3 separate regions of the Homo sapiens genome follow, and regions 1 and 2 are each linked to region 3. A link is a contact called in ENCODE Hi-C or POLR2A ChIA-PET data. All regions are on one chromosome and are shown on one strand. The core of a region is the stretch at or near the end of the contact, and the rest is flanking DNA. Distances in the headings are between cores, read along the strand shown. Region 1 overlaps GNA12 (G protein subunit alpha 12). Region 2 overlaps CARD11 (caspase recruitment domain family member 11). Region 3 holds the start of BRAT1 (BRCA1 associated ATM activator 1).

Region 1 (4,435 bases), core at 602-3,101, 270 kb after region 3:
CACAGGTTTCGCTTGCCGTTTTCACTTACTCTCTCTGACCAGCCTCACAACCCTTTCATGGTCCCCTGTAACTAGAAGGCTGTAAGGCAGGCCACAAGCCCGTGGCACGGGCAGAATTCTAAAGATGGCCGGGGGTATTCATCAATTGGGAACCTAGGTGAAAGGTCTTTGCAGAGGTAATTAAGGCTACCAATCAGCTGAGCTTAAAATAGGGCGATTATTCTGGATTACCCTGCGAGCCTGATGGAGTCACCAGTCCTTACAAGCAGATGTGGAAGGTGGAAAAGTCTGGCAGGTTCCTTGTGAGCCGCTCGCTGCTGGTTCTGAGTTGCAGGGGCTGCAAGCAAGACTGGAGGGAGGCCTCCAGGAGCCGAGGGAGGTCAGAAAAGAAACCGGACCTCAGTCCTACAGCTGCAAGGACCTGAACCCTTGCCACAACCTGAATGAACTTGGATGCCGATGCATTCCCAGAGCCTCCAAAAAGGAACACAGTCCGGCTGGAACCTTCCTGTTAGTCTCATGACACTCAGGGCAACCAACTGAGCCACACTGTGCCCAGACCTCTGACCCAAGCAACTAGGAGCTAACAAATAAATGTTTTAAGTCCCGAAGCCTGTGGTAATTTGTTACAGTGGCAACAGAAAACCAAAACAGCTGTGGAGGTGTATGTGACTCATTACTGAAAGGTGAGTTTATAAGTGAGAAACACAATAACCAAAAGCAGTCCCCTTAAGAAATTCCCTAGTCTGCATAAAAGACAAATAATCCAAATTAAAAAAATGGGCAAAGGATCTGTATAGCCATATCTCCAAAGAAGATACGCAAATGGCCCATAAGCACATGAAAAGATGCTATACCTCATTCACCATCGAGGAAAGGCAAACCGAAAACGGGATGGCTGGAATTCAAAGGACAGATAAACACAAGCACGGTTAGACCCCAAAGACGTTATATTGGTGGGAACAGAAATGTTGCGGCCAATTCAGAAACACTCGGGTAGCTCGTCAAAATGTTAAACATAAAGCAACCATTTGACTCAGCAATTCCACTCCTAGGAATACACCCAAGAGAAAACATGTTCACACCAAAACCCGCACATGGATGTTTATAGCAACATCATTCATAACACACAAAAGATGGAAAGAACCTAGATGCCACTGACTGAGGCACGGATAAACAAAACGGGGCGTAGCAAAAGGGAATGCTATTCGGCCGCTTAGAGGGATGACGATGCCACGCTACAGCATGGATGAACTTTGAAGAAACGATGCTAAGAAGTCCGTCGCAGAAGACAACATACTGTATGATTCCATTTACATAAAATGTTCAGAAAAGGCAAATCAACAGCGTCGAGAGAAATCCACGGTGTCGAAAGTGGGCTGGTGGCCGCCCGGGGCTGGGGCTGGGGCAGGAGGAAAATGTGCAGTGGCTGCAGGGTTTCTTTCTGGGGTGATGAAAATGTTTTAAAAATTGACTGTGGTGATGGCTGCACAGCTCTGTAAATAGACTGAAGTCCACTGAATTGTAGGCTTTAAATGAGGGCATGGTATGATATGTGAGTTATAGCTCAATAAAGCTTTTTTTTTTTTTTTTTTAAGCTGAGGCCAGGCATGGTGGCTCATGCCTGTAATCCCAGCACTTTGGGAGGCTGAGGTGAGAGGATCGCTTGAAACTAGCCCAGGAGACATGCAAAACCTATCGCTACAAAAAAATAAAAAATAAAATTAAAAAAGCTAAAAAATTGAAAAAGAAAGTCCCAAGCGCTGTAAAGCACAGAGCACGGAAGTGACACACAGTGTGGCAGCTGCTTGTTGTCCAGACCTGCCCCACCGGCCAGTCACCAGCTCCTGACTCACTGACCACCCTGGCCTCTGCCCTGTAATCTTCCAAAGAGGAAACTCCAACTGTGTCTTTTAAAACTTTTTACTTTAGAGACAGGATCTCACTCTGTCACCCAGGCTGGAATGCAGTGGTGCAATCACAGCTCTCTGCAGCTTTCAAGCTCCTGGACTCAAGCCATCCTCTTGCCTCAGACTCCCATGTAGCTGGGATTACAGGCATGCACCACCATGGCCAGCTAATTTCTAAAAATTTCTGATAGAGATGGGATCTCACTATGTTGCTCAGGCTGGTCTTGAACTGCTGACTTCAAGAAACCTCCTGCCTTGGACTCCCAAAGTGCCAGGATTACAGGCGTGAGCCACCGCGCCCGGCCTACATCCATGTTTTCATCAACATGGACAAAACTCCACAGGAATCACTCCCATTTCACAAAAATGTTGTCTAGGTGAAAGATGCCAATCAATTATTCTCTGGTTAATGTTCTGCTTATTCTTGGCTTAAGAATTTTTGTGATGACGCTTAGATTACAGATGTTCTGCAAGACAGGCTGAGAAACAGAATCATTCCAATCACTCCTGCTGTATCCTGAGGGGAGACTCTCCGCCTGTTCAACACAGGGACACGCTGCCTCCCGTGGCAAGGTGACTGTCTTGCTGCTGACTCGGGCAAAAAGACCATGAGAATGAATTCACCAACCAGGGTTCCCTTCCCTCGTAAATACTGTGAGAAAATGGATGTCAGTCTCCAGCTGACCGCAGAGAAATCACGGCCAGGTGTTGGCACTTACAGAGAAGAATGAATACAGAACTGCTTTAATCATCCACTCAGGAAACTCCCCAATTGTATCAATGACTCTATATAAGGAAGCGAGGCTTGCAACTCCAAACGAACTCACTGGGTGGCCCCAAGCAAAACAATTCACCCCAAACGGTGTGCCCTATGGACAAGAGAAACTCCTGCAGTTATTCTATTTTCTCAGCTCCCTGCTCCTCGTTTTCCTCCACCTTAGCAAGACAGTGATGAACAATGCTAGGTAAGCTCTTTCCCTTCCTGTGGCAAGTCTAGTAGCAAAGGGCTAGTTGCCAGGAAACATGAGGTTACACCATATTCCTGCTTAGTGGAATCCTGACCTTCATGTTACTAAAACATGAAAAATACTTTGTTTACAAGATCATCAATATTAAAATTTGGCTTTCAAGTTCCCTAAGACCTTTTTCCTGTATTTATTACAAGAATTTATTTATGCATCCAACAAATACTCAAATGCCTACTATGTGCTGCCATGGTGCCAGGCCCTAGGGACACAGGGGAATCAGACCAGGCCCTCGCATGCCCGCCCAGGCTGACATTCCAGGATGTGATGACTAGAACTATGTAAAATGTGATATACACATCAACAAGGGTGATTCAGATTACCACCAACATTTCTTAACAAACCTAGCTAAAAAACGTTAGAATGTGCTTAGCCTTCCCATTCTCTTTTAACTTTTTATCTAAACCTACAAATTCTGAAGCTTCTGTGGGAAGCTATGCCTCCTCCGAGATGTTGTTCTTCGTACGTTTTCAACCATACAGCGGCAGCGACTGGAGTGGTTGTTTTGCATGTCAGGCTTCACTGGGCAATTTCTTCAGAATTCAGAGATCTACCTACTGGAACTAGCATCTGTAGACAGTCCAGTAACTAAGAGTGGTAGTTCTGAGTTAGGTGGGCCTGAGACCTGGCACACTCTTAACCTCCCCAATCTAAGACATATCTTATGGAAGTCCCCTTCTCAAACCCTGATAAAGATTGAAGGGCCAAGCGTGGTGGCTCTCGCCTGTAATCCCAGCACTTTGGGAGGCCAAGGTGGGAGGGCTGCTTGAGCCCAAGAGCGTGAGATCAGCCTCAATCAACAAAAAGAAAAAGGACTGCAAGCCCAGGGCAGGAGGACTGCTTGAGCCCAGGAGTTTGAGACCAGGCTGGGCAACATAGTGAGTCCTTGTTTCTACAGAAAAATTAGCCAGGCGTGGTGGTGCGTGCCTGTGGTCCCAGCTACACAGGAGGCTGAACTGAGAGGATCACTTGAGTCCAGAAAGTAAAGGCTGCAGCGAGCTATGATCGCCCCACTGCACTCCAGCCTGGGCGACAGAGTAAGACTCCGTTTCCAAAAGAAAAGAAAGATTTAAAGACAATGACTTGGAAAGGAGTTGAAGGAGATAAACACTCAACCCCCTCAGTCCCTAAGAGAGTCTGCTCAGCCCCCTCCTAGATGTGATAAAAAGGTGCTCCCTAGATTCACTATCAGTCCTCTGCCCATTCCCTGGCCTCCCATTACTGGAATTCAACATGGTTTAGGAGATTAAAGACACTGAGTCTTTCAGGGACATTACAGTTACCAACCACTCTGATGGCCTTGAAGAAAGTAACTTTAATTCTCAGTAACTATTTGTATATTATTTGTAACTAAAAACGTGGGGTCCGAGGCATCATCTATGGCAGGCTTTGTTGGAGGGCCTTTTCCAGGCTTCCTGGTGTAGTCCAGAGACGGCCCCATACCCTGAAGAACCCTTCTGTCTGCTTCATCCAGCATACACACAAACCCAAGGGACCCCG
Region 2 (4,447 bases), core at 173-2,672, 420 kb after region 3:
GGACTGGGGGGAGGCAGGGATGGAGGAGGGGGTGGGTATTAATGGGGATGAGGTTTCCTTTTGGGGTGATGAAACTGTCCTGGGGCTGGATAGAGGTGGTTGTTACATAGCACTATGAATGTACTAGACGCCACCAGGTTATTGATTTTAAAATGGTGACTTTTATGTTATATGAATCTTACCTCAATAAATAAATAGCAACAGGCTGGGTGCAGTGGCTCACACCTGTAGTCCCAGCACTTTGGGAGGCTGAGGCAGGAGGATTACTTGAGCCCAGGAGTCTGAGACCAGTCTGGGCAACATAGCAAGACCCCATCTGGGCAAAAAAATAAAAAGATTAGGCAGGCGTGGTGGGGTATGTCTGTAGTCTCAGCTACTCAGGAGACTGAGGCAGGAGGATTGCTTGACCCAGGAGTTTGAGGCTGCAGTGAGCTATGATCACACCATTGCACTCTAGCCTGGGTGACAGAGGAAGACCCTGTCTCAAAAATAAACTAAACTAAAATAAAAACAGCTACAATTTTTTGAGCCGAGGTGAGCAGGGGCTAGGCCCCAAACCCTCAGTGACTCCAAGCCCCAGACAGCCTGGGCAGGAAGCTCTGATCATCTCTGGTGAAGACCTGAGACTTCCCAGTCTTGGGGAGGGGACACCAAGGGATGAGACAGGTTGTGGGGAAGCTGGGACTTGAGCGCTGTAGGGAGGCCGTGTGCTTGTCATGGGAGGCAACAGTCCACGTGGGAATTGCAGGAATGCCTTTTTTTTTTTTGAGATGGATCTCACTCTGTTGCCAGGCTGGAGTGCAATGGCGTGATCTTGGCTCACTGCAACCTCTGCCTCCCGGGTTCAAGCGATTCTCTCGCCTCAGCCTCCCAAGTAGCTGGGATTACAGGCGTGCACCACCATGCCTGGCTAATTTTTTTGTATTTTTAGTAGAGACGGAGTTTCACCGTGTTAGCCAGGATGGTCTCAATCTCCTGATCTCGCGATCCACCTGCCTCGGCCTCCCAAAGTGGTGGGATTACAGGCGTAAGCCACCGTGCCTGGCCTTTTTTTTTTTTTTCTGAGACAGAGTCTCACTCTGTCGCCAGGCTGGAGTGCAGTGGCGCGATCTTGGCTCACTAAAACCTCTGCCTCCTGGGCTCAAGCGATTCTGCTGCCTCAGCCTCCTGAGTAGCTGAGATTACAGGCACCCGCCACCGTGCCCTAATTTTTGTATTTTTAGTAGAGACGGGGTTTCACCGTGTTGGCCAGGATGGTCTCCATCTCCTGACATTGTGATCTGCACTTACAGGAGGCAGGGTCAAGGAAAGGACAAGATAGAAGCAGAGGTGGAGAAAGAGGGTGAGGTGAGTGGGAGAAGAGGGGACGGCGGGACAGAGGCCTTGTGACAGAAAAGGGAACAAGAACTCAGGGTTTTACGTTGTACCCACAGGTGCAGAGCTGAGAAAAGGAAAGAGAAATGAAGAACGGCAACTCGGAGGGAGGAGACGGTGGGGGTGGCGCGGGCACCGGGTGCAGGCTGAGAAAGCGAGAGGGCGGTCCGGCCAGGGGGTGGGGGTGCTGCAACCAGCTCTGGTCACGCCCCTTCTCCTGAGAGCTCCCAGGACTGCAGGCAACTTGCTGAAGAACTTGGGTAATTTCCCGGAGGCCGGCTCACCTGTTTCCAGCCCATCAGTGATCTTGAAACTTACAAATACTCAGACTCACACTTTCCGCCTATCCGTGCAAGGTAAGAGGAGCCAAACACATCTCGAAATGCACCGATTTTTCTTCTTCTAAGGGGGCAGACTCTCGTGGTGTGCCCCCACCCTCTCTGTTAATGCCTCTATTGTGTAAAAACGTCTTTAGATAAATTTGTCGGGCTTGGAGCCTGGGGTGGCCATTTCTTTGCACTTTATCTACTACAATCCAAGACCAGCAAACATGAGGCCACGTTTTTCCAGTGGTTTCTGCCTCCCCCACCACAGTGGTGACGGAAATACGCTCCCCAGCAACAGTGAGAAGACCCTGGGATTCTGCAGGCTCAGAGATCATCTGTACCCTCCCGCCGTGTAACTGCAAGACGACAAATGAGATGCAAACAGGGAAGTCTTTCTTACGTTTGTGCCAAATGATACAATCACCAATAATGAAATAAGGCACCTGTGAAAACTGCACCCAGAAACGGTCGATCAGTATGGACATGAGGTTGTTAAGAATGCGTTTCCTTAGCATCGAAGAGGGGGTAACTGGCTGCTCTCTGATCATCTGTCTCTTCTTCCCTGTGTGCAGGGAGCTATGAAGGAGCCCACTTAGGAAGCCAGGATTTAAGGTGACAGGAGCATATTGCAGGTGGGGCTCCACCTGCCGGGCAGTGACGGCTGGGGGTCACCCCGAAATCTCTGCACTCAGGGCTGTCAGACGGACGTTACGCGGTATGTGAACTAGAGACACTAAGAGCCTATTATTCTGTTTTGCATTTTAAAGGAGGTCTCTGAGGACCAGCTGATGCTTTCAAACCACTTAAGTCAGCGAAGCCCCAAAAAGGCTGTAGTCTCTTGCAAGCAAAAGTTACCAAGGGGCTGCCGAGGGTCTTCAAGCCCGCAGGACTTAAGAAATTCCCGAGTGTTTCACCAGGAATTGAGGAATCTACTCGGATCCCTTTCAGGGATCCCGGGGGGAGGGGAACTTCCCCTTTGGGGTCCCCAGTCCTACTGTCTCTTTGGGAAGCTCCTTGTCCCACAGTCGCCTGGTTTGTCCTCCGGTGTTTGTGGGCAGGGGCTGGGCCTTTGGTGCCCCGGTGGACACCAGCGAGCCACAGCCTCATTTCTTAGCATTTGCAATCTCAAGAGATCCCAGAGGAACCGTCTGGAAGGTGCTTGCGGGGTTGAGGGGTGGGGAACACGAACCCTTCCCAGACCTGGGGAGGGCCAGGCTGCAAGGCCCCACGTTTTGGAAACAGACCCTGTACACACTTCCTCTCCACCCAGCTGGGGGCCACGGGCAACTCAGGCCTTGAGACACACTCTGCGCACTGAGCCCCACTCCCCGGCCCCTGGCACTGTCCCAGTCAGAAGAAAATAAGACCCAGTGCCACATGACAACGGGAGCATCCTGGCCTGTGTGGGTCACCGGGCATGTATGGAGAGCGTCTACGGGCTGGATCCATGGAGCTCTGTGCAATCCAAGCCACGGCATGAGACAGTCGCCCCAGCACCTGCTGCTGAGACTCCACATCTGGTTTAGGAAATTAGGAGATGCAAAGAGGTGTGCATGAAGCCATGAAAACACATGGGCACGGACAGGACAAGGGGGCCAGGTGCTGGGGAGAGGGGGTCCCATGGCAGCCCCCCAGGGACAGGGCTTCACCAGCGCTGCACCCGCGGGCCTCAGTCACGGGACCGGCCAGTTGGGAAACGTACTCACGCGGTTGTGAGCCAGCTGGGTCCTGGGGGTTCCTCGTGTTCCTCTCAAATTCTCTCTCCTCCTGTTGATTCCCCAGAAAACACCAAGGCTGTGGGAGAGCAGCCACCTCCCCCGGAAGCCTACACCGACGCCCCACTCAGATGCTGCCTCTATTTTTAGCGGGGGCAGAAGTGGGGACTGGGGGTGGGCTGCCTTACTTCCCTCTTTTTTTTTTTTTGTTCCGAGCAGAATCTGTGGGTGACTTTCCATTCATGGGAGTGGGGAGGCTCGGAGAGCAGAAAGGGACCCAGGCCGTGCAGGGCAGGCAGAAACTGCAGGGAACAGGGTGCGTCTGTCATCAGGGCCAGGAGGGCGGTGGGGCAGGGAGGCAAGGGCAGGAACCCGGCGTCGTCAGTCACTGTTCGCACCTCTGCTCTGCTCTCACCGCTGGGCCCCGGGCCACGCCAGACCTCACCCAGGGGACCTCTCTGGCCTCCTCTGCCTCTGAATTCCACAGAGGAGGAAGACTGGCCAGCAGAAGTGCGGGGCCTTGGACATTCCAGGGAACACTCTTCTATGAGCGTGCATCCCATGATGCATACCCTTTTCCCCTCTGTCTCTTTGAAGTTTGTTAGTGGGTGTGGAGCCCAAAGTACTTTGGACTGGAACATCATGGCTGGAACATCGTGTCTTTACCAGAGAATGGAGGGCAACCAGAGTTGTGGGAATGAATGGAGGCAATGCATGAACACCGCCCACCCCAGCGACCTGTGGATGCAGGCGATCAATTCCTTCCCCAAAGCTGTCAACGTCCCCTCCGCTCCTATACAAGCAAACACCAGTTTCTCGGCCATTGCTTCCTGGCCCTGGCCCTGTGTGCAACAGCACCCAAGTCTACTATCTTAGCAGGCTTCCTCCCTATTTCCCAGCCTATACCAATCACAAGAATACTCGCTGTTTCCCTTCTTTTCTTCCAAAAAGTTGAGGTGTAATCAGTGAGCTGCATGGGTCTTCAGTACACAGTTCGATGAGTTAGGAAGATGCCCACGCAACCAAGATCTC
Region 3 (4,408 bases), core at 1,092-3,591:
ACCATGCCCGGCTAATTTTTTTATTTTTAGTAGAGACGAGGTCTCACCATGTTGGCCAGGCTGGTTTCGAACTCCTGACTTCAAGTGACCTACCCGCCTTGGCCTCCCAAAGTGATGGGATTACAAGCATGAGTCACCGCGCCTGACCTATGACACTACTTAAAATGATGAAAAATGAGAAATATAAACATCTGACAGTGGAGTGATTCAATTAATTATGGTCTATTCCTACAGCAAATAACATGTAGTCAATAACATTAACATATTATGTGGAGAAAACACTCACTATGATAGCAAGAGAGAAAGCAAGACACCAAAATTGTGTTTACAGTATGACCTCATTTTTTTTTCCCCAGAAAAATACAGCTTTATGTGTTATGAAAAGGCTGGGAGTAAATTAAAACGTTGATGGTTTAATTTTCCTCTTTACTCTTTTGTTCATGTTTTAAAGAACATGTATTACTTTGTTTTTTTTTTTTGAGACAGGGTCTCACTCTATCACCCAGGTCAGGGTGCAGTGGCACAATCATAGCTCACTGCAACCTCTACCTCCCGGACTCAAAGGATCCTCCCATCTCAGCCTCCAGAGTAGCTGGGACTACAGGTGCGCCACCAGGCACAGCTAATTTTTGTTTTTTTTTTTTTTAGAGATGACGTCTCGCTATGTTGGACCAGGCTGGTCTTGAACTCCTGGACTTAAGCAATCCGCTCGCCTCAGCCTCCCAAAGTGCTGGGATTACAGGTATGAGCCACTGCATCCGGCCCCTACTTTCATAATCAGAAAGAAAACAAATCTGATGTCTTAAACACACTAAATACAACGAGAACAACAATAAAACAAGTTTGTTCACGCCTTCTGTAGAACTGAACCTTGGGGTGCCCTGATCGTGGCTCAACTGGCTGAATTTCAGGCTCTAACTCTCCAGATCATTCTCTCGGGCTTCATCTTAACTTGCCCTCAGTCTGCCACAGATAATCCTTAGGAAGTGAAGGAAAGACATCTGATTGGCAGTTTCTGCCCTTCCTCCAGGACAGGGGAGTCCCCATCTGGCCCCTGCTCCCTGTCCCAGCCTCTGCGTCTGGTCTCTGGATAGGCAGTAAACAGCAGCACCACCTCCTTACCTCCTTCAGTGACCGTTTTAAACCAGTCCAGGAGCTTCTCCAAACAGGTGTCATCTGCCACCGGCTGCCTGGGATCTACCAGAACAGCACAGAGAGCCGGGAGCAGCTGGGCGCATTCTGGGTCCATGGTGAGGCCGCAGGCCCTGCAAAGGCAATGTGAGAGCCAAACCTCAATGCCCACTCCAGACCCAGCTCGCTCTAGTCACAGCAGCCCACCATGCCTGCTCAGGCCTGGGAAGGGGCCCCAGAACTTTCATCTCAGACCAGGAGAACCATGATCCCCAGACCAGAGGTCTGTACTGCAGGGATGGATGCAAAGCTTTGGTCTAGGTGGGGCCCTGAGCGCTGGTGGCGGGGCTGAAAGGGGCAGATGAGGGTCTAGCTGAAACCACAAGGCCTCCGGAACTCAAAGTCTGTCACCCTTGGTCTTTGGTGCAGTCGGGGCAACAGCGTGGTGCTGGCCCAGGCTGCAGGTGGGCCAGAGTCAGGGGCATCTTTGAGTTCCGGGGTCAGCCATGTGTGCAAGGGGATGTCTACCCATGCCCCAGGGCCAGCCTGGGCTGGAAAGTTTCTGTCCCTCCCAGCGTCAAGTGGTGGCTGCATTTGACGTCCTGAAGCCAGCAGGGGGGTGCGGAGGGGAAGGGGCGCCTGTCCGTGTGTCTGTCCCTCTCAGGGTCAGTGGTGGCTGCATTTGCTGTTCTGCAGCCAGTAGGAGGGTGAGGAGGGGAAGGGGCACCTGTCCGTGTGTCTGTCCCTCCCAGGATTAGTGGTGGCTGCATCTGAAGCCGGCGGGGGGGAGAGGGGGGCGGCGGGGTGCGGAAAGGAAGGGGCGCCTGTCTCTCCCAGGACCAGGTGTGCATCCGTGCGTCCAGCCTCGGGGGTGGGCGGGGTGGTCAGCGGCTCTGTCTAACCGGGGCACCGTCTGCCAATGCCCGGGAAGGCTGCGTCCCGGGAAGAGGAACCCTCCCCACACTTTGAAGTCAGTTTTGGCCGCGAGCGCCAGGCCCGAGAGTCCAGAAGGGGCGCCAGAGCAGGCGGCCACAGTCGGGCTGGGAAGCGAGCCCAGGTCGCGCACGCCCCGGGCTGGGCTGCTCCCTGGCCCGCCCGCCCCCCTCGGCCGGGTCTTGGCCTCCCCGCGCCCCACTACCACGACCTCGACCCCCGAAGGCCCACGCGCCTCACCGCTCGGTTGCGTCCTCCGCCGCAACCACCCCTCGCCCAAGGCTCCGCCTCCGGACAGTGCCACCTGCCAGGCCCGGAGGAGGCGGAGGACGGAGACGGCTGGCGTGGGGAACTGAGACTGCACCCCTGGAGGCCGCTCTGGAAGCCTCGAGGGCCCAGACTTGAAGGAAGGAGTTCAAGCTGAGAGGGGCTGGGGACAGGCAGGCGCCAAGCCGGTCGCTCCGACAGATCACCCCCGCCAGGCGCCTAGTGGTTCATGCCGAGCATCCGGTGGGTGGGCGGGGCGTCTCGAGGGCGGGGATCTCTGAGGAAGGCGCGGGGTTGTGTCCGGAGGGGCGGGGCTTCGCCTGCAGGGCGCCCAGTGTCTGCACCGGCGGGAGCGAGAAAACTATGTGCCGGAGAGAAGCGTCCTGATCCGTGCACCAAAGCCCTTGGTCATTTAGCTTCAGGTTCTCAAATTAAGTCCTCCGCGGCCGCGCTGTGGCTCATGCCTGTAATTCCAGCCCTTTAGGAGGCGCAGTTGGGAGGATTGCTTGAAGCCAGGAGTTGAGACCAGCCTAGGCAACAAAGCGAGACCCCATCTCTTAAAATTTAAAAAAAAAAAAAAAAAAAAAAAAAAAGGCCAGGCGTGGTGGCTCACGCCTGTAATCCCAGCGCTCTGGGAGGCCCAGGCGGGCGGATCACGAGGTCAGGAGTTCGAGACCAGCCTGGCCAACATGGCGAAATCCCGTCTCGTCTCTAATTTTTGTATCTCTAAGATATCAAAATTAGCCGGACGTGGAGGCGCGCGCCTGTAATCCCAAGTACTCGGGAGACTGAGGCAGGAGAATCTCTTGAACCTGGGAGGCGGAAGTTGCAGTGAGCCAAGATGGTGCCACTGCACTCCAGCCTGGGCTACAGGGCGAGACTCCGTCTCAAAAAAAAAAAAAGAAAATCAGCCAGACCTGGTAGCATGCGCCTGTGGTCCCAGCTACTCCAGAGGCTGAGGCGGGAGGATCGCTTGAGCCCAGAAGTTCAAGGCTGCAGTGAGCTATGATCCTGCCCCGGCACTCCAGCCTGGGCAACAGAGCAAGACCCTGTGTTTTAAGAAAGCAAACAGGCAGAAAAACTAGGTCCAAAAAATTGAGTTCAAAACACTAACTGTGTGTTCGAGAGTCTCAAAGCCAGTGGATAGACAAGGCTCATGTTCCCAAAGCATTGTTTTATAGCAAGATTGTTGGGAGCCAACACCAGATTTAGGAAACAAAGCAGAATTCCTATGGATATTAAAATTTAAAAATTTAAAAGCACTGACTTTGCTGGGTCACCTTTATTTTATTTATTTATTTATGGAGACGGAGTGTCACTCTTTTTGCCCAGACTGGAGTGCAATGGCTCAATCTTGACTCACTGCAACCTCCACCTCCTGGGTTCAAGCGATTCTCCTGCCTCAGCCTCCCGAGTAGCTGGGATTACAGGTGCGGGCCACCACGCCCAGCTAATTTTGTATTTTTAGTAGAGACGGGGTTTCACCATGTTGGCCAGGCTGGTCTCGAACTCCTGACTTTAGGTGATCCGCCCACCTAGGCCTCCCAAAGTGCTGGGACTACCAGCGTGAGCCAACGCGCCCAGCCGTGCTGGGTAACCTTGGAAAAGCAACTTCCCTGACGCTTGCATGCCCCCTGCACACACACACACACGTACATCCTTAGAACTACATGTGTGAAAAAGTTTGAAATGCACAGTTATCTTCCCTGAAATTTGGTTCCTCATTGTGAAATGAGATACTAACATTCACCCAGTTAGGTAATTGTGGAGTAAAGAAAACTCAACAACAGCACTGTGCTAAGTGCTTCACTTACTGTAAACTTGTATGATTCTACAGCAACGGTAGGAGAGTACCACTACCAGCCCATCAGATGAGGAAAATGAGGCACAGAGAGGCTAACTCATAAGGCCTTACAGCTACTGGATTGGCACAGTTTGGATTTGAACCCAAGCAGTCTGGCTCCAGATTTGAATATTGTATTGCACAGGTCCACAATTTTTTTTTTTTTTGAGGTGGAGTCTCGCTCTGATGTCCAGGCTGGAGTGCAGTGGTGTGATCTCAGCTCACTGCAACCTC

Evidence for each region. Hi-C counts contacts between places; a loop is a spot of excess contacts on that map. ChIA-PET counts read pairs that join two places held with the same protein, here RNA polymerase II (POLR2A). Pooled maps may share reads with other maps.
Region 1: a loop to region 3 is called in a map of chondrocyte, with 2.2 times the contacts of the local background. The contact joins the enhancer-like site here to the promoter of BRAT1 in region 3. A Hi-C loop is called at or near these places in 1 of 168 maps with a recorded cell type or tissue (chondrocyte), 6 of 37 single-sample maps with no recorded cell type and 4 of 50 pooled maps. POLR2A ChIA-PET finds 5 or more read pairs at or near these places in 2 of 52 experiments (Caco-2 and GM10248).
Region 2: a pooled map shows a loop between it and region 3 (5-fold over the local background). The contact joins the enhancer-like site here to the promoter of BRAT1 in region 3. A Hi-C loop is called at or near these places in 2 of 37 single-sample maps with no recorded cell type and 7 of 50 pooled maps. POLR2A ChIA-PET finds 5 or more read pairs at or near these places in 1 of 52 experiments (CD4-positive, alpha-beta T cell).

The regions. Positions count from the first base shown.
Region 1 is chr7:2,818,825-2,823,259 of GRCh38, forward strand. The region is part of intron 1 of GNA12 (G protein subunit alpha 12); the gene reads right to left. Among named protein-coding and RNA genes, the nearest start is that of GNA12, 23 kb to the right of the region's middle. RefSeq lists enhancers at 2,183-2,872, 2,873-3,562. Within about 2 kb of position 1,852, at least 21 of the 41 ENCODE cell types and tissues checked have a DNase peak (open chromatin) inside an H3K27ac peak, as active enhancers do.
Region 2 is chr7:2,977,114-2,981,560 of GRCh38, forward strand. All of the region lies in intron 1 of CARD11 (caspase recruitment domain family member 11), which reads right to left. Among named protein-coding and RNA genes, the nearest start is that of CARD11-AS1, 35 kb to the left of the region's middle. RefSeq lists a silencer at 1,531-1,620 and enhancers at 2,354-3,085, 3,081-3,170, 3,086-3,815. Within about 2 kb of position 1,423, at least 6 of the 41 ENCODE cell types and tissues checked have a DNase peak (open chromatin) inside an H3K27ac peak, as active enhancers do.
Region 3 is chr7:2,553,183-2,557,590 of GRCh38, forward strand. It overlaps BRAT1 (BRCA1 associated ATM activator 1), which reads right to left and starts at 2,342. Exons shown (of 14, transcript NM_152743.4): 1 at 2,305-2,342; 2 at 1,123-1,265. The coding sequence starts at 1,249. RefSeq lists a silencer at 2,097-2,336 and an enhancer at 2,249-2,926.